Linked DNA regions of Homo sapiens: region 2 is linked to region 1. Evidence: chromatin contacts called from ENCODE POLR2A ChIA-PET data. All regions are on one chromosome and are shown on one strand. Each heading gives the region's core, a stretch centred on a gene start or an enhancer-like site at or near the end of the contact. The rest is flanking DNA. Distances are from core to core; before and after follow the strand shown.

Region 1 (7,809 bases), core at 1,466-3,965:
TCACCCTGTCGCTCAGGCTGGAGTGCAGTGGTACGACCTCGGCTCACTGCAACCTCCACCTCCCAGGGTCAAATGATTCTCCTGTCTCAGCTTCCCGAGTAGCTGGGATTACAGGTACCTGCCACCATGCCCAGCTAATTTTTGTGTTTTTAGTAGAGACAGGATTTCACCATCTTGGCCAGACTGGTCAACAGGAGTTGGCCAGACTCCTGACCTCGTAATCCACCCACCTTGGCCTCCCAAAGTGCTGAGATTACAGGTGTGAGCCACTGCACCCTGCCTAGAAACAAAGTATTAAAGCCATTGTCTGATAATATGAAAATCGTAGGAATTCTAATCCTTTTTTTTAAATTTTTTTCTTTTTGAGACAAGGTCTTCCTCTGTTGCCCAGGCTGTAGTAAAGTGGCATGATGATGGCTCACTGTAGCCTTGACCTCCTGGGCTCAAACGATCTTTCCACCTCAGCCTCCTAAGTAGCTGGGACTACAGATATAGGCCACCACACCTGTCTAATTTTTAAAATTTTTTGTAGAGATAAGGTCTCATTATGTTGCCCAGGCTGGTCTTGGACTCCTCGGCTCAAATGATCCTCCTATTTTGGCCTCCCAAAGTGCTGGGATTACAAGCATGAGTTCCTGGCCTCAAATCCATTTTTCTTGTGTTGTTTAAAGTAGTAAAAGAGCATCTTTTTTTTTTTTTTTTTGAGACAGAGTGTCACTCTGTTGCCCAGGCTGGAGTGCAGTGGCGTAATCTCGGCTCACTGCAACCTCTGCCCTTGGGATCAAGCAATTCTCCTGCCTCAGTCTCCCTTGTAGCTGGGATTACAGGTGTGCGCTACCACTCCTGGCTAATTTTTGTATTTTTAGTAGAGACGAGGTTTCACCATGATGGCTAGGCTGGTCTCAAACTCCTGACCTCAAGTGATCTGCCCGCCTCAGCCTCCCAAAGTGCTGGGATTACAGGCGTGAGCCACCGCGCCTGGCCATAAAAGAGCATCTTGATGCCAACTTGATGTATATATTTAAATGCCATTGTTATAGTTAATGGAATGTATACATAATAGAGGCTTTTGAATCTTGAATCTTTTTTTTTTGAGACGGAGTTTTGCTCTTGCCCAAGCTGGAGCGCAATGGCACAATCTCAGCTCACCGCAACCTCTGCCTCCTGGGTTAAAGCGATTCTCCTATCTCAGCCTCCCTTGTAGCTGGGATTACAGGCATGCGCCACCACGCCTGGCTAATTATGTATTTTTATAGGGACGGGGTTTCTCCATGTTGGTCAGGCTAGTCTCAAACTCCCAACCTCAGGTGATCTGCCCACCCTGGCCTCCCGAAGTTCTGGGATTACAGGTGTGAGCTACCATGCCCAGCCCAATTTTCTGTTTTTATTAAACATATTTATTGCCTCAAGTACTTACCATTTATTCTTCCTAACTGTAACATTGAGCTCTTTGACCAACATCTCCCCATTTCCCCTTAACCCCCAGCCTCTGGTAACCACCATTGTGCTCTCTGTTTCTATGAGTTCAGTTTTGGATTCCACATAAAAGTGAAAACGTGGCATTATGCCTTTCTGTGCCTGGGTTATTTCAGTAGCATAATGTCCTCCAGGTTCATCCACGTTGCACAAATGACAGAATTCCCTATTTTTAAAGGCTGAATTGTATTTCATTTTGTATATATGTCACATTTTCTTTATCCATTCATCTGATATGGACACCTAGGTTGGTTCCATAATGTGGCCATTGTGAATAATGATGTAATAAACATGGGAGTGCAGATATCTCTTTGATATACTGATTCCAGTTCCTTTCAATATATATTCAGAAATTGAATTGCTGGATTATATAGTAATTCTGTTTTTAATTTTTTGAGGAACCTCCATCCTGTTTTCCAAAATGGCTGTACTGATTTGCATTCCCACCAAGTGCACCTGGGTTCCCTTTTCTCTACATCCTTGCCAACATTTGTTATCTTTTATCTTTTTGATAATATCCATTTTGACAGGTATGTGGTGATATCTCATTGTGATTTTAATTTGCCTTTCCTTAATGATTAGTGATGTTGAACATTTTTTCATATATCTGTTGACTATTCATATGCCTTCTCTTGAGAAGTATCTGTTCAGGTCCTTAGCCTAGTTTTTAATTAGGTTGTTTTTTTGCTTTTGAGTTGTTTAAGTTCTTTACATATTTTGGATATTAACCCCTTATCAAATGTATGGCTTGCAAGTATTTTCTCCCAATCCATGGGTTGTCACTTCACTGTGTTGATTGTTTCTTTTACTGTGCAGAAGCTTTTTATTTTGATGTAATCCCATTAGTCTGGTTTTGGTTTTGTTGCCTGAGCTTTTGGGGTCAAATCCAAAAAAGTATTGCCCAGACCAATGTTATGTAGTTTTCCCTTATGTTTTCTTCTAGTAGTTTTACATGGATAATTTTTCCAATATGTATTTCAGAATCTCCATCGGTGGCAGTAAATAGGTTTTTTATTGTGTAAGTAGAAAATCTTTTACATGGTGGAGTATGTTAACAGATGATTGGTATCTTAATGTTAGAGCATTTTGATAGCAGGTAACCATAAAACTACTTCTAATCACCATATCCTTTCTTGTGTTTGTGGACTAGGCATCATGTGAAGTTTCTGTTTGCTCCTGTAGATTTACTCTCTACTCGTCTGCATGCTGCATTGTACTTTGGCATGTATGCACTGTATTAGTAGAGTCCTTTGTCCTCTGGCTTTTTATTGAGTTTAGCCAATGTGAACCACCGGCAGGAAATTAGAGGGCAGGGAATAAAATGAGGTTGTGTTATTTACTCTTCACCATTCTGATTCTGGGATTCCTTCCTTATTATATGCCATGGGTAACTGGATTTTCTACTAAGGCCACAGCTACTATTGGGAAGCCTTCTCCATTTGGGTATTCTCCCGGGGTTCCCAGTAACTGCTCTCTCTTTTTACCCCTTCAGATATTGGGTTTGTGATAGCCCATTTTGTGCTGCTATAATGGAATACCACAGACTGGGTAATTAATAAAGAACAGAACTTCATTGGCTTACAGTTGTGGAGGCTGGGAAGTCCAAGATTGAGCAACTGGCATCTGGCAAGGGCCTTCTTGCTGCATCATTGAATGTAGCAGAAGGCAAGAGGGTGAGAGAGAGACAGAGAGAGAAGGGGCCAGAGCTCATGATTTTATAACAAACCCACTTCCATAATAATGGCATTAATCCATTCATGATGCTGGAGCTGTCATGGCATAATCACTGCTCGTTCAGTCCCAGCTCCCAACACTGTTATATTGTTTCCAACACACGTTTTTTAGGGGACACATTTAAACAACAGCAGGGATATTAATGGTTTTCTCAGTGCTATTAGCTCTGGGGTACTATTCTGTTCATTGTTGGAAACCTTGTCCGCATCTTTGTAGATAATACCCTATTAGCCAATTAAAAAAATTTTTTTAAATGTGTATAGCTAAATCTCACCATTACCAGCCAGTTTGAATGTATCGTTGGGTTTCCTGCCATAGACCAATACAACAGCCAATGCTTATCCATTGGAGTAGGTTTTTTTTTTTTTTTTTGAGACAGAGTTTCACTCTTATTGCCGAGGCTGGAGTGCAATGGCGCAATCTCGGCTCACCATAACCTCTGCCTCCCGGGTTCAAGCGATTCTCCTGCCTCAGCCTCCCAAGTAGCTGGGATTACAGGCATGTGCCACCATGCCCGGCTAATTTTGTATTTTTAGTAGAGACGGGGTTTTGCCATGTTGGTCAGGCTGGTCTCGAACTCCCAACCTGAGGTGATCTGCCTGCCTCGGCCTCCCAAAGTGCTGGGATTACAGGCATGAGCCACCGTGCCTGGCCCCATTGGAGTACTTTTTAACAACTGAAGATAAACCTGGCTTCACTTAATGTTAAGAGCAGACTTTCAATTTTCTGTTTCCTCTTAATACATCATAAATATGATAAGACAAAGGAATTTTGAAAAGGTCCTGTATTTCCATAGTACATTTGTAAAACAGACTCAATTTTTAAAACCCTGACATTTAAGATAAAGATTTAAGATTAATACTCCTGGCATATGATACTAATAGAGCATAAGAAGTGGAGACCTATGCTAGACGTGGTGGCTCACACCTGTAATCCCAGCATTTGGGGAGGCCGAGGCGGATAGATCACGAAGTCAGGAGTTCAAGATCAGCCTTGCCAAGATGGTGAAACCCCGTCTCTACTAAAAATACAAAAATTAGGTGGGCGTGGTGGTGGGCGCCTGAAATCCCAGCTACTCGGGAGGCTAAGGCAGAGAATTGCTTGAACCTGGGAGGTGGAGGTTGCAGTGAGCCAAGATTGCACCACTGCACTCCAGCCTGGGCGACAGAGTGAGACTCTGTCTCAAAAAAAAAAAAAAAAAAAAAAAAAAAAAAAAAAAAGAAGTGAAGACCTAGATCTTTTTATAATCTTATAGTAACTCACTTCAATTTTACCTTAGATGTACCTTAAGGTACATGTTGGCCAGGATGATCTCGATCTCCTGACCTCGTGATCCACCCGCCTCAGCCTCCGAAAGTGCTGGGATTACAGGCATGAGCCACCGTGTCCGGCCTATAACAATATTTTTTTTTTCTTTGCGTCGGAGTCTCGCTCTGTCGTCCAGGCTGGAGTGCAGTGGCATGATCTCGCCTCGCTGCAACCTCAGCCTCCCGGATTCAAGCAATTCTCCTGCCTCAGCTTCCCAAGTAGCTGGGACTACAGGTGCATGCTACCACACCTGGCTAATTTTTGTATTTTTGGTAGAGACAGGGTTTCACCATGTTGGTCAGGCTGGTCTCGAACTCCTGACCTTGTTATCTGCCCACCTTGGCCTCCCAAAGTGCTGGGATTACAGGCGTGAGCCACCACACCCGGCGGAGCTACAAGTTAATGGACAATCACATACATTGCTACTGCATATTTATAGGCAAATTTTCTAGTGTGAAGTTTTGCAATGTGAATGAAGAGCTTCCTAAATGATTATATTTTTGGCCTAGTTAATTCCACCTTTAGGAATTTAAGCAGATTAAGTAAATAGGCTTAATATTATAATTATATTAATATGATATAATACATGTGGAAAAATAGGATAGAGAAAATATGTAAGGGACAACAATGTTGTAAAAATAAGTGTATGCTCAGGAAAAGACTGGAAAGGTACCCTGATATTTGGATAATTATTTCTAGGTGGTGGAAAATGGGTGAATTACATTTTTCTTATATTGACCTCCATTTTCTTTCTTTCTTTCTTTCTTTTTTTTTTTGAGACGGAGTCTTGCTCTGTTGCCCATGCTGGAGTGCAGTGGTGCGATCTCAGCTCACTGCAAGCTCCGCCTCCCAGGTTCACGCCATTCTTCTGCCTCAGCCTCCTGAGTAGCTGGGACTACAGGCACCTGCCACCACGCCCGGCTGATTTTTTGTATTTTTTTTTAGAGACAGGGTTTCACCGTGTTAGCCAGGATGGTCTCGATCTCTTGACCTCGTGATCCACCCTCCTCGGCCTCCCAAAGTGCTGGGATTACAGGCGTGAGCCACTGCACCCGGCCGACCTCCATTTTCTAAGTGTTCTACAACAAATAAATATGACTTTTATAATCTGAAAATAAATTGTTTTAATAAGAAAAGGTAGTAGGTCTTAATAGGGAAGGAAGAGATACTTATATTTTTGGAGGAAAAATGAATCATTTTGAGTTTTAGCACTATATACAAGAAGTCTTGAAGACACAAGATCTTGTCCCAGTTTTGCTATTACTGGGATAGTCTAGGTGGTGGAATTCTGGCATAGACTCTAGCTACTTCTTTTTTTTGATTCAATCAAGTCAATGTTCAAACAAAGGGCCCTATATATTCATTCTGTATAGTTGTGTGGGATGATGATAAATGTTATTCAGGAATTATTAACCTGTTTTTCAGCTCTGGAGCAGATTTGATTCTTTGGTAGTCATAGCTTGGATATTATCAATTATTCTCGCCAGAAACAACCCCAGGAGAATTGGTCCACTGAGAAACATATTTACAGTTGAACCTTGAACAATGTGAAGTTTAGGGGTGTGACCCCCCAACTACCCTGCACAGTTGAAAATCTGCCTATAACTTTTTATTCCCCCCAAACTAAATTGCTAATAGCCTAGTGTTGACTGGAAGCCTTACCTAGAGCATAAAGTCAATTAACACATATTTCTTATGTTATATGTATTATATGCTCTATTCTTACAATAAAGTAAGCTATAGAAAAGAAAATGTTGGCTAGGCGTGGTGGCTCATGCCTGTAATCCCAGCACTTTGGGAGGCTGAGGTGGGCAGATCACAAGGTCAGGAGTTTGAGACCAGCCTGGCCAATATAGTGAAACCCCATCTCTACTAAAAATACAAAAATTAGCCGGATGTGGTGTTGGGCACCTGTAGTCCCAGCTACTCGGGAGTCTGAGGCAGGAGAATCACTTGAACCTGGGAGGCGGAGGTTGCAGTGAGCCGAGATCGCAACATTGCACTCCAGCCTGGGTGACAAAGAAAAGATAAAAGAAAGGAAAGGGGAAAGGAAAGGAAAAAGGGTTAAGAAAATTATAAGGAAGAGAAAATATATTTACTATTCATTAAGTGGGAAGTGGATCATCATCATAAGTCTTCTTCCTCATTGTCTTCACATTGAGTAGGCTGAGGAGGAAGAGGAGGGGTTGGTCTTGCTGTGTTAGGCATGGCAGGAGGTGGAAGGGGAGGCAAGAGAGAAAGGCGTACTTGCTGTGACTTCATGGAAATACGTAGTAATTTCTGTCTGACTGTTTTACTTTTTTATTTCTCTAAAAATTGTTTTAGGTGGTAACAGTTCTTTTCCCACCATTTGCTTTAGTTTCATTGCCTGTATAGAAGGGTCCATGTTGTAAAAGAAGTCAAGTAGTCTTGAAAAATCGGAGCCCTTCTGCCAGATTGTCTAATGTCAGTTTCTTTTCTGGCACTGCTGCTTTTACATCTTCTTCATTATCTGGCAGTGGTTTGGAGGCACTCATCTCTATCAAGCCATTTTCTGTTAATATCTCTGGTGTTGTGTCTGTTAGCTCTTGAATTTCTCCGAGATCCAAATTTTGAAACGCTCCACCCTCCACCCCCCCTTTCCTTTCATATCTACCATATCTTTCATGATTTCATTGATTGGCTCTGTCGTAAATCCTGTGAAGATGTGCACAACACTTGGGCACAGTTTTCTCCAGCAGAAATTTGTTTCGTGTTGATGTCTTTCACAGCTTTTTCTATAACAATGGCATCTTCAGTGGTGTAATCCTTCCAGACTTTCATGATGTTTTCTTTATCAGGGTTCTCTTCTTCTTCTTCTTCTTCTTTTTTTTGAGACGGAGTCTCGCTGTCACCCAGGCTGGAGTGCAGTGGCGTGATCTTGGCTCACTGCAACCTCCATCTCCTGGGTTCAAGCAATTCTCCTGCCTCAGCCTCCCAAGTAGCTGGACTACAGGTGCACGCTGCCATGCCCAGCTAATATTTTGTATTTTAGTAAAGACAGGGTTTCACCATGTTGCCCAGGCTGGTCGCAAAATCCTGAGCTCAGGTAATCTGCCCGCCTCAGCCTCCTGAAGTACTGGGATTATAGGCGTAAGCCACCACACTGCCCAGGGTTCTCTTCTATGGCATCAACAATGCTTTCCATAGAGTACTGTGTGTAATGAGCCTTAAAGGTCCTTATGACCCCTGATCCAGAGGCTGAACTAGAGATGTTGTGTTTGGGGGCAAGTACAACACTTTGACACCTTCAGTGTTGAACTTGTGGGGTTC
Region 2 (7,809 bases), core at 2,265-4,764, 140 kb after region 1:
AGTTTCAAAGATTAGTAGAGTTCTCATATACCCCACACCCAGTTTTTTCTATCACTAAGATATTAGTATGGTACATTTGTCAAAATTAGTGAACCAATATTGATATATTGCTATTAACTAAAGTCCATACTTTATTTAGATTTGCTTATTGTCCTTGTTCTCTTCTGGAATCCCATCCAGGATACCATATTACATTTAATCATTTTGTTTTTTTAGGCTTCTTGTTCCTATGACAGTCACTCAGACTTTTCTTCAGTTTTGATGAAGAAATTGACAATTTTGAGAATAATGGTCAAATATTTTGTAGAATGTCCCTCAATTGGGATTTTTATGTTGTGTTTTTCATAATTAGACTGCAGTTGTGGGTTTTGGGTAGGAAGACCACAGAGGCAAAATGCCATTCTCGTCATACCATATCAAAAGTAGATAGTATCAACATGACTTATCACTGTTGATGTTAACCTTGATCACCTGGCTAAGGAAGTTTTGTCAGCTTTCTCAACTGTAAAGTTACTCTTTTTTTTCCCCTTGCCATACTGTACTCTTCAGAAGGAAGTCACTATGTGCAGCCCTCAGTTAAAGAGCTGGCGGGAGGAGTTATGTTTCACTTCCTTGAGGGCAGAGTATTTACGTAAATTATTTGGAATTCTCCCCATGAAATTGTCTGTTCTACCTTATTTACTTATTTATTTATGGTAGTATGGACTCATGGATATTTATTTTTAGTACTTTGGGTTATAATCTAATACTGCTTATTTTGCTGCTCACAGTGTTCTACCTTTGGCCATTGCAAGCTTTTTGTTGCTGTAGGTGTTTTTTGTTTCTTTATTATTTTTTTTTAGTACTTCCTTACTCTCTGGCACTACAAAATGCCTCATTGTATACAAAATTTTATTTATTTATTTATTTATTTATTTAGAGACTGAGTCTCACTCTTATCACCCAGGCTGGAGTGCAGTGGTGCGATCTTGCAGTGGTGCGATCTTGGCTCACTGCAACCTCCGCCTCCCAGTTTAAGTGATTCTCATGCCTCAGCCTCCTGAATAGCTGGGATTGCAGGTGTGCACCACCACATCTGGCTAATTTTTGTATTTTTAGTAGAGATGGGGTTTCACTGTGTTGGTTAGGCTGGTCTCAAACTCCTGACCTCAGATGATCTGCCCACTTGGGCCTCCCAAGGTGCTGGGATTACAGGCATGAGTCACCGTGCCCCGCCACAAAATTATTATTATTTTTTTTTTTTTTTGAGACAGAGTCTCGACCTGTCACCCAGGCTGGAGTGCAGTGGTGTGATCTCGGCTCACTGCAAGCTCCACCTCCCAGGTTCACGCCATTCTCCTGCCTCAGCCTCCCGAGTAGCTGGGACTACAGGCGCCCGCCACCACGCCCGGCTAACTTTTTGTATTTTTAGTAGAGACGGGGTTTCACCATGGTCTCGATCTCCTGACCTCGTGATCCGCTCGCCTCAGCCTCCCAAGTGCTGAGATTACAGGCATGAGCCACCACGCCTGGCCTCACAAAATTATTTTTTAAAAGCTAAAAAACATGATAATTAGGTAGGTTCTTCCAATCATCTTTGAAAGAAAAATGCTGTTCCTGTTTTTTATTATTGAGGGCAACTAAAGGAAATGTGTTTCTGCCACTTGGTGTCACAATTTTGCCCAGTCACCTTATGATTTTTTTTCAGGGGTTAATCTTATTTGTGGGTTGTCTTTTTGGAGGATTAGCATGTATTTTTGATTTTTGTTTTTGTGTTTCCTTAGCAGTGGAGTAGGAAGGGCACAGATAAAAGGAGAAGTTTAAGCAATTAGTATAAACTTATTTAGAGCAGCTCTCCTATTACTGTCTCATGCGATCAAAAGGTGGTTTTTTGTTTAGTTGGTTAGTTTGGTTTTTTTATTTTTTAGAGACAGGGCCTCCTTCTATCACCCAGGCTGGAGTATAGTGGCAGGATTATAGCTCACTGCAGCCTTGAACTCCTGGACTCAAGCAGTCCTTCCGCCTCAGCCTCCTGAGTAGCTAGGACAACAGGCATGTGCCGCCACACCTGGCTAATTAAAAAAAAATTTTTTTGTAGAGATGGAGACTTGCCATGTTGCCCAGGCTGGTCTTGAACTCCTGGCCTCAAGCAATCCCCTCACCTTAGCCTCCCAAAGTGCTGGGATTACAGGTGTGAGCCAGGGCACTTGGCCTGAAAAGTGGTTGTTAAAACTCAATTGATAGCACCAGTTACCTCCAAAGGAGAAGTTTAAATAAAATGTTGGTTTTTGATATTATGTATTTGTGTAGTGTTAAATTTTTTTAATAAGAAGGTTTTTTTAAAATAATCTGGAAAATAATAAAGGTTTATTTTTAAAGTTACTGGAAATGCAAAGAAAAGAACTTACCCTTTCTGTGGTTTGAAATACTTTAGAACTTGAGAACTTTTTTCCATACTTGATGCACTCAAAAGTTTTGATTATTTTGCATTAATTTTGTTTGGCTGTACCTGTTTTTCACTAGTTCAGCTGTACTAATGAAATTGGCACTTCAGCTCAATTGTTTTTATTTAATTGCAATGATCACTTTAGCATTTGAAGAGTTTGAGGCCAGCCTGGGCAACATGGCGAAACCCCATCTCTACAAAAAATGGAAAAATTAGCCGGTGTGGTGGTGGGCTTCTGTATTCCCAGCTACTTGGGAGGCTGGGGTGGGAGGATCACTTGACCCCAGGAAGTGGAGGCTGCAGTGAGCCAAGATCACACCACTACACTGCAGCCTGCACGACAGAGTGATACCCTGTCTCAAAAAAATTAAAATTAAATTAAAAATCCAGATTTTAGTCTAAAGATATTCTTTTGAGGCTGGGCGCAGTGGCTCATGCCTGTAATCCCAGCACTTTGGGAGGCCGAGGCGGGCGGATCACAAGGTCAGGAGATCGAGACCATCCTGGCTAACACAGTGAAACCCCGTCTCTACTAAAAATACAAAAAATGAGCCGGGCAAGGTGGCAGGCGCCTGTAGTCCCAGCTACTCGGGAAGCTGAGGCAGGTGAATGGCATGAACCCCAGGGGGCGGAGCCTGCAGTGAGCTGAGATCACGCCACTGCACTCCAGCCTGGGCGACAGCGAGACTCCATCTCGAAAAAAAAGATATTCTTTTGATAGAACCAATCATTTTATTATTGCATTGAGGCAATGACAACAAAAATTCTCCTTTGAAGATAAAGCAAGAACATCCTAAGGTTATTTATTGGATTGGTTCATTAAATTCTGAACCACTAAGTATGTACATATTGTATAGTTATCTTGAGCTTTGTATTTCACATATGGTATCTGTTACCTCCTTTAATCTGGCAACCACAAAAAACTTCCTGTGGAGGAACACTTTGTATTCTTAGGTAATACTCTGCTTATTTACCTTTCTCCTTTAATTTTTTTTCTTCCACTTTAAACCGTTGTCAGAGGTGATACTCATGTCACATGGTCATGTTACTGGAAAGTAGTGTTGGGAAAATATTTAAGAAAGAAATGAGAAAAAAAAATTCTGCTTGAGAAAGAAAATAGGTCAATGAGACCACAAAACCTAACATTTAATTTTATGTGTCAAGACTCCTGCCTCCCTAGTCACAAAGTTACCACTTAAGAATACTGTTCAGTTTCTTTAATGAATCACATTCTAGTTACTTTATGATTTTAATGTATACATTTTAAGATATTGCTATGCTACAAAGTTACCAAATTTATTTAGCCTGTCTTCAGTGACCACAACTACATTGATCTGAACATCCTAATCATTTTATTCATCAAATATTTTTTGAGGGCCTCCTTGTTTTAAGGCCCTGTACTGGGTGTTTCAGAAGTACAAAGGTGAAAGAAACATAGTCTTTATCCTTAAGAGTTTTATAGTCTCTTGGGGGAAATAAGAAAAAAAAAGATAAATATCTGTAGCAGAAGACAATATCAGCAACGTGTTCATTGTACCGGTAACTCTATGTACAAGAACTGCAAGTAACATTTCTTAGATTTCTCAGATTTTCTTGTAGTTCAGACTAGTCTTTCTGTCCAGTTGTTCAGAAATATTAAGCCTTTATGGTATTTCCAGTTGACTTATTCATAATGGCCCCAACATCTTTTGCTTTTTTTGTTTTTCACTAACATTTATTAAGAATTTCACGTGTACCAGCAACTGTTTTGAGTACTTTATACACATTATTTCATTTAATCCTCTCAACAGTCTAATAAGGTATTATTTTTATTTTACAAATGTAAAAACTGAGGGTTAGAGAAGTCAATGATAAATCACCCATGATAAATTCAGAGCTAGTAAATGTCAGAATTGGGATGCAAACCCGGATTTTCTATGCCAGAACCTGAGCTTAATGATACTATTATTTTCTCTCTTTATGGGCTTTGTCAACATTCTTCAACATCTGCTCTATTTTTTAAAAAAATATGCAGTTTTTGTTGTTGTTGTTTTGAGATGGAGTCTCGCTCTGTTGCACAGGCTGGAGTACAGTGGCATGATCTCGGCCCTCTGCAACCTCCACCTCCCTGGTTCAAGCAGTTCCCCTGCCTCAGCCTCCTGAGTAGCTGGGATTACAGGCTAATGCCACCATGCTTAGATAATTTTTTTGTATTTTATTTTTTAGTAGAGATGAGGTTTCACCATGTTGGCCAGACTGGTCTCGAACTCCTGACCTCAGGCAATCTGTCCACCTCGGCCTCCCAAATTGCTGGGATTACAGGCGTGAGGCACCATGCCTGGCCTACAGTTTTAAATATAGAGACAAGGTCTCGCTATGTTACCCAGGCTGGTCTCGAACTCCTGGGCTCAAGCAATCCTCCCACCTTGGCCTTCCATAGTGTTGAGATTAAAGGCATGACCCACCATACCCAGTGATATCTGCTCTATTAACAGAGAAAAGCAGTTTCAGAAGTGAAAGAAAAGTTATTAGTGGTTTTTGTTTGTTTTAATTAGATATTTATATGTTTTTGAAGTAGAAAGTTTGCACTATCACCATGGTGGCTTCATACACACAGTTTTTTGTTTGTTTGTTTTTTCTCACACCTCTCAGGGATGAAAACGTGGCTAATTTCTTCTCACCCTTCAGGTCTCAACTTGGGGGTTCCTCTCCAGGAAGTCTTCCCTAATCTCCATGCTACCCCTGCCACCAAGTCCTCTTCAGTCTGTGCACTTGACCCCTCCTATGTTCTCTCTAAGAAGCTTACTATAATCTCTGTCATACCACCAGTCACACCATTGCAGTGATCTCAGCTCCTTGACAACAGGGTCTGTTATTTGTTTTAGAAATCGCAACATCCAGCATGGTGTTTGGCATGTCATAGGTACAAAAAAAAATGTTGAATGAATATTTGACTTGAAGTGCATTTTCAGACTTGCAGAATGTTTGGTGACTCCTTTTAGTCTGTGTTTTTGCACCAAACGTGACTTGTGATAGAGTGCTGCTTATGACGGACATTGTCCCTTTTGATCCTCTAGTCTTTCTGGTGAAGAAGGTTTGTTTTTCATATCCCTGAATCCTTGAGGTCATTAGCTGGGAGAGGAGTGAGGGAATGCTGTTAGCGAATTCCCTGAGTGAGGTGGAGGACACTGTTATTCTGCTTCCTTCTTCCCATGGTGAGAATGTGGCCAGGCTTTAGAGTTTGGAGGAAGATAATCACGATAACATTAATCCCCAGAAATTATCAGTAGTAGTTCACTGTTTACTGGCTGGGACTTCTGTTTTAATTACTGGCCAGGTCTACTCTGTTCAAACCCATAGCTATTTCATACAGCTTTATATTCCCACCAACCAGACCCAGGTTTAAACTTTGTAATTCGAGATGATAGATCATTCCTGTGTTCACTTCTAACCTGAAATCATCTTCTTCTCTACCATAAGTCTATAGACTAGCAACATCATCATATAGCAGAAGGCAGGAGAACTGCACACCATCCCACCACCACTATTTATTGACTGGGTGACTATAGGTAAGATAGTGAGCCTCTCTGGGCCTTAATCATCTCCTTTCTAAGGTGGGAGTGCTAAGATTTTATGTTCCTGAGACCATGGGGCTAAACTGGATTTTTTGTCAAGGTCCATTCCATTTCCATATTAAGATGCATAATTTATATGAAATATTCATCATGTTCTAATGCTCACTTAGAAGGACGATTAGAAGTTTTCTTCTCTGTAGGGATTATGCATGTATCATTTCTTTGTAATTTAGCAGTGTTGAAATCTTAACAAATGAACTTATTACATTCAGGGTTGTGATTTTAACCCCTACATTTTTCTGCTTTTAAGATTATTAATATCACATGGAGGCCTCTCTTTTTAAATTTTTCTTCCCAAGGTGGCTGTGTATCTTTTATTTTTTTTTCTTTAAGGCTAACAGCCTAATATGCCAAACAAATGTATACTGTCAGGCCATTTACCTGGCGATGCCGGAGCCCTCTGGGCACATGCATATATTTATATCAGTACATGAGATACATGCTGAAATGTTATTGCCTACACGCTTTAACTCTTTACTCTCAAAATTCAGTTCTTGAATGTAAAATAAAAAGACCTTACAATTCTGCTTTATTAAAGGCTTACTTCCTGAAGGCAGAAATCAGACAAGGAAAGTTAAGAACTGTTGTAATCACAAAAAATTACCTTCTTCAATATTACTACAAATACATTGTTGTCCTATTCACCATCAATAAAGAAACTACAAAGCATACAACATTTTTAAAGAGGAGGGTGTCTGTAACAGGTCTTCTAACCCTGTCATTCATTCCTTTTTCTACTATTCCATGTTGCTACAGCCTTCCTGTTTCCCTTTTTATCAACATTTTATTTAAAAATTTTTCAAAAATATAACAAAGTTTAAAGAATGTGTTATAGTGAACGCTTAACACAGCTGTCTCCTTAGATTCTACCATTAACATTCTATTGTACTTGCTTTCTTGGGTATCTGTCTATCCCTCAATTCATTCATTAATCCATGTGGGTTTTTAAATGCATTTCATAGCATATTGAAGATGTCTATATCTATACCTATTTCTCTTTTGATGAGTTTCATTTTTCTGCTAAAATTGACTGAGCTCAAGTATGCAGGCACAATTACCTCTTCTTACTGACTTATATAAGATGTAACTGGCCGGGCGCGGTGGCTCACGCCTGTAATCCCAGCACTTTGGGAGGCCGAGGCGGGTGGATCACAAGGTCAGGAGTTCAAGACCAGCCTGGCCAATATGGTGAAACCCCGTCTCTCCTAAAAATACAAAAATTAGCTGGGCATAGTGGTGTATGCCTGTAGTCCCAGCTACTTGGGAGGCTGAGGCAGAAGAATCGCTTGAACCTAGGAGGCAGAGGTTGCAGTGAGCCGAGATCGTGCTACTGCACTCCAGCCTGGGCAAAAGAGCAAGACTCCATCTCAAAAAAAAAAAAAGACTATAGTTAAAGATGTAACCCATATCACTGGCCTTATCAGTACTATGCTGTCAGCCTGTGCAAAGTGGTTTTCATAGAGTTGACCAGTGACATTCTAGATTAGCACCAATAGAAATATAATGTGGTTTTAGCTGGGCATAGTGGTGAGCGCTTGTAGTCCCAGCTACTCCTGGGGCTGAAACAGGAGAATCCCTTGAGCCCAGGAGTTCAAGGCCTGACGGGGCAGACTATTATTTTAGTGAAGCCCCATCTCTAAAAGTAATAATAATTTCTAAACATTATAAAGACATATAATGTAATTTTAAATGTTCTAGTAGCCACAATTTAAAAAGTTAAAATTAACAGGTCAAATAGTTTTAAATTTTATTTAAGCCAGCACATCCAAA

Evidence for each region. ChIA-PET counts read pairs that join two places held with the same protein, here RNA polymerase II (POLR2A).
Region 2: POLR2A ChIA-PET joins it to region 1 with 13 read pairs in CD8-positive, alpha-beta memory T cell. The contact joins two enhancer-like sites. POLR2A ChIA-PET finds 5 or more read pairs at or near these places in 2 of 52 experiments (CD8-positive, alpha-beta memory T cell and HEK293).

Annotation. Positions count from the first base shown.
Region 1 is chr14:35,065,721-35,073,529 of GRCh38, forward strand. The region is part of intron 2 of FAM177A1 (family with sequence similarity 177 member A1); the gene reads left to right. Among named protein-coding and RNA genes, the nearest start is that of FAM177A1, 23 kb to the left of the region's middle. Within about 2 kb of position 2,716, at least 2 of the 41 ENCODE cell types and tissues checked have a DNase peak (open chromatin) inside an H3K27ac peak, as active enhancers do.
Region 2 is chr14:35,200,742-35,208,550 of GRCh38, forward strand. The region is part of intron 5 of PRORP (protein only RNase P catalytic subunit); the gene reads left to right. All of the region lies in intron 5 of PRORP-PSMA6 (PRORP-PSMA6 readthrough), which reads left to right. Among named protein-coding and RNA genes, the nearest start is that of PRORP, 82 kb to the left of the region's middle. Within about 2 kb of position 3,515, at least 5 of the 41 ENCODE cell types and tissues checked have a DNase peak (open chromatin) inside an H3K27ac peak, as active enhancers do.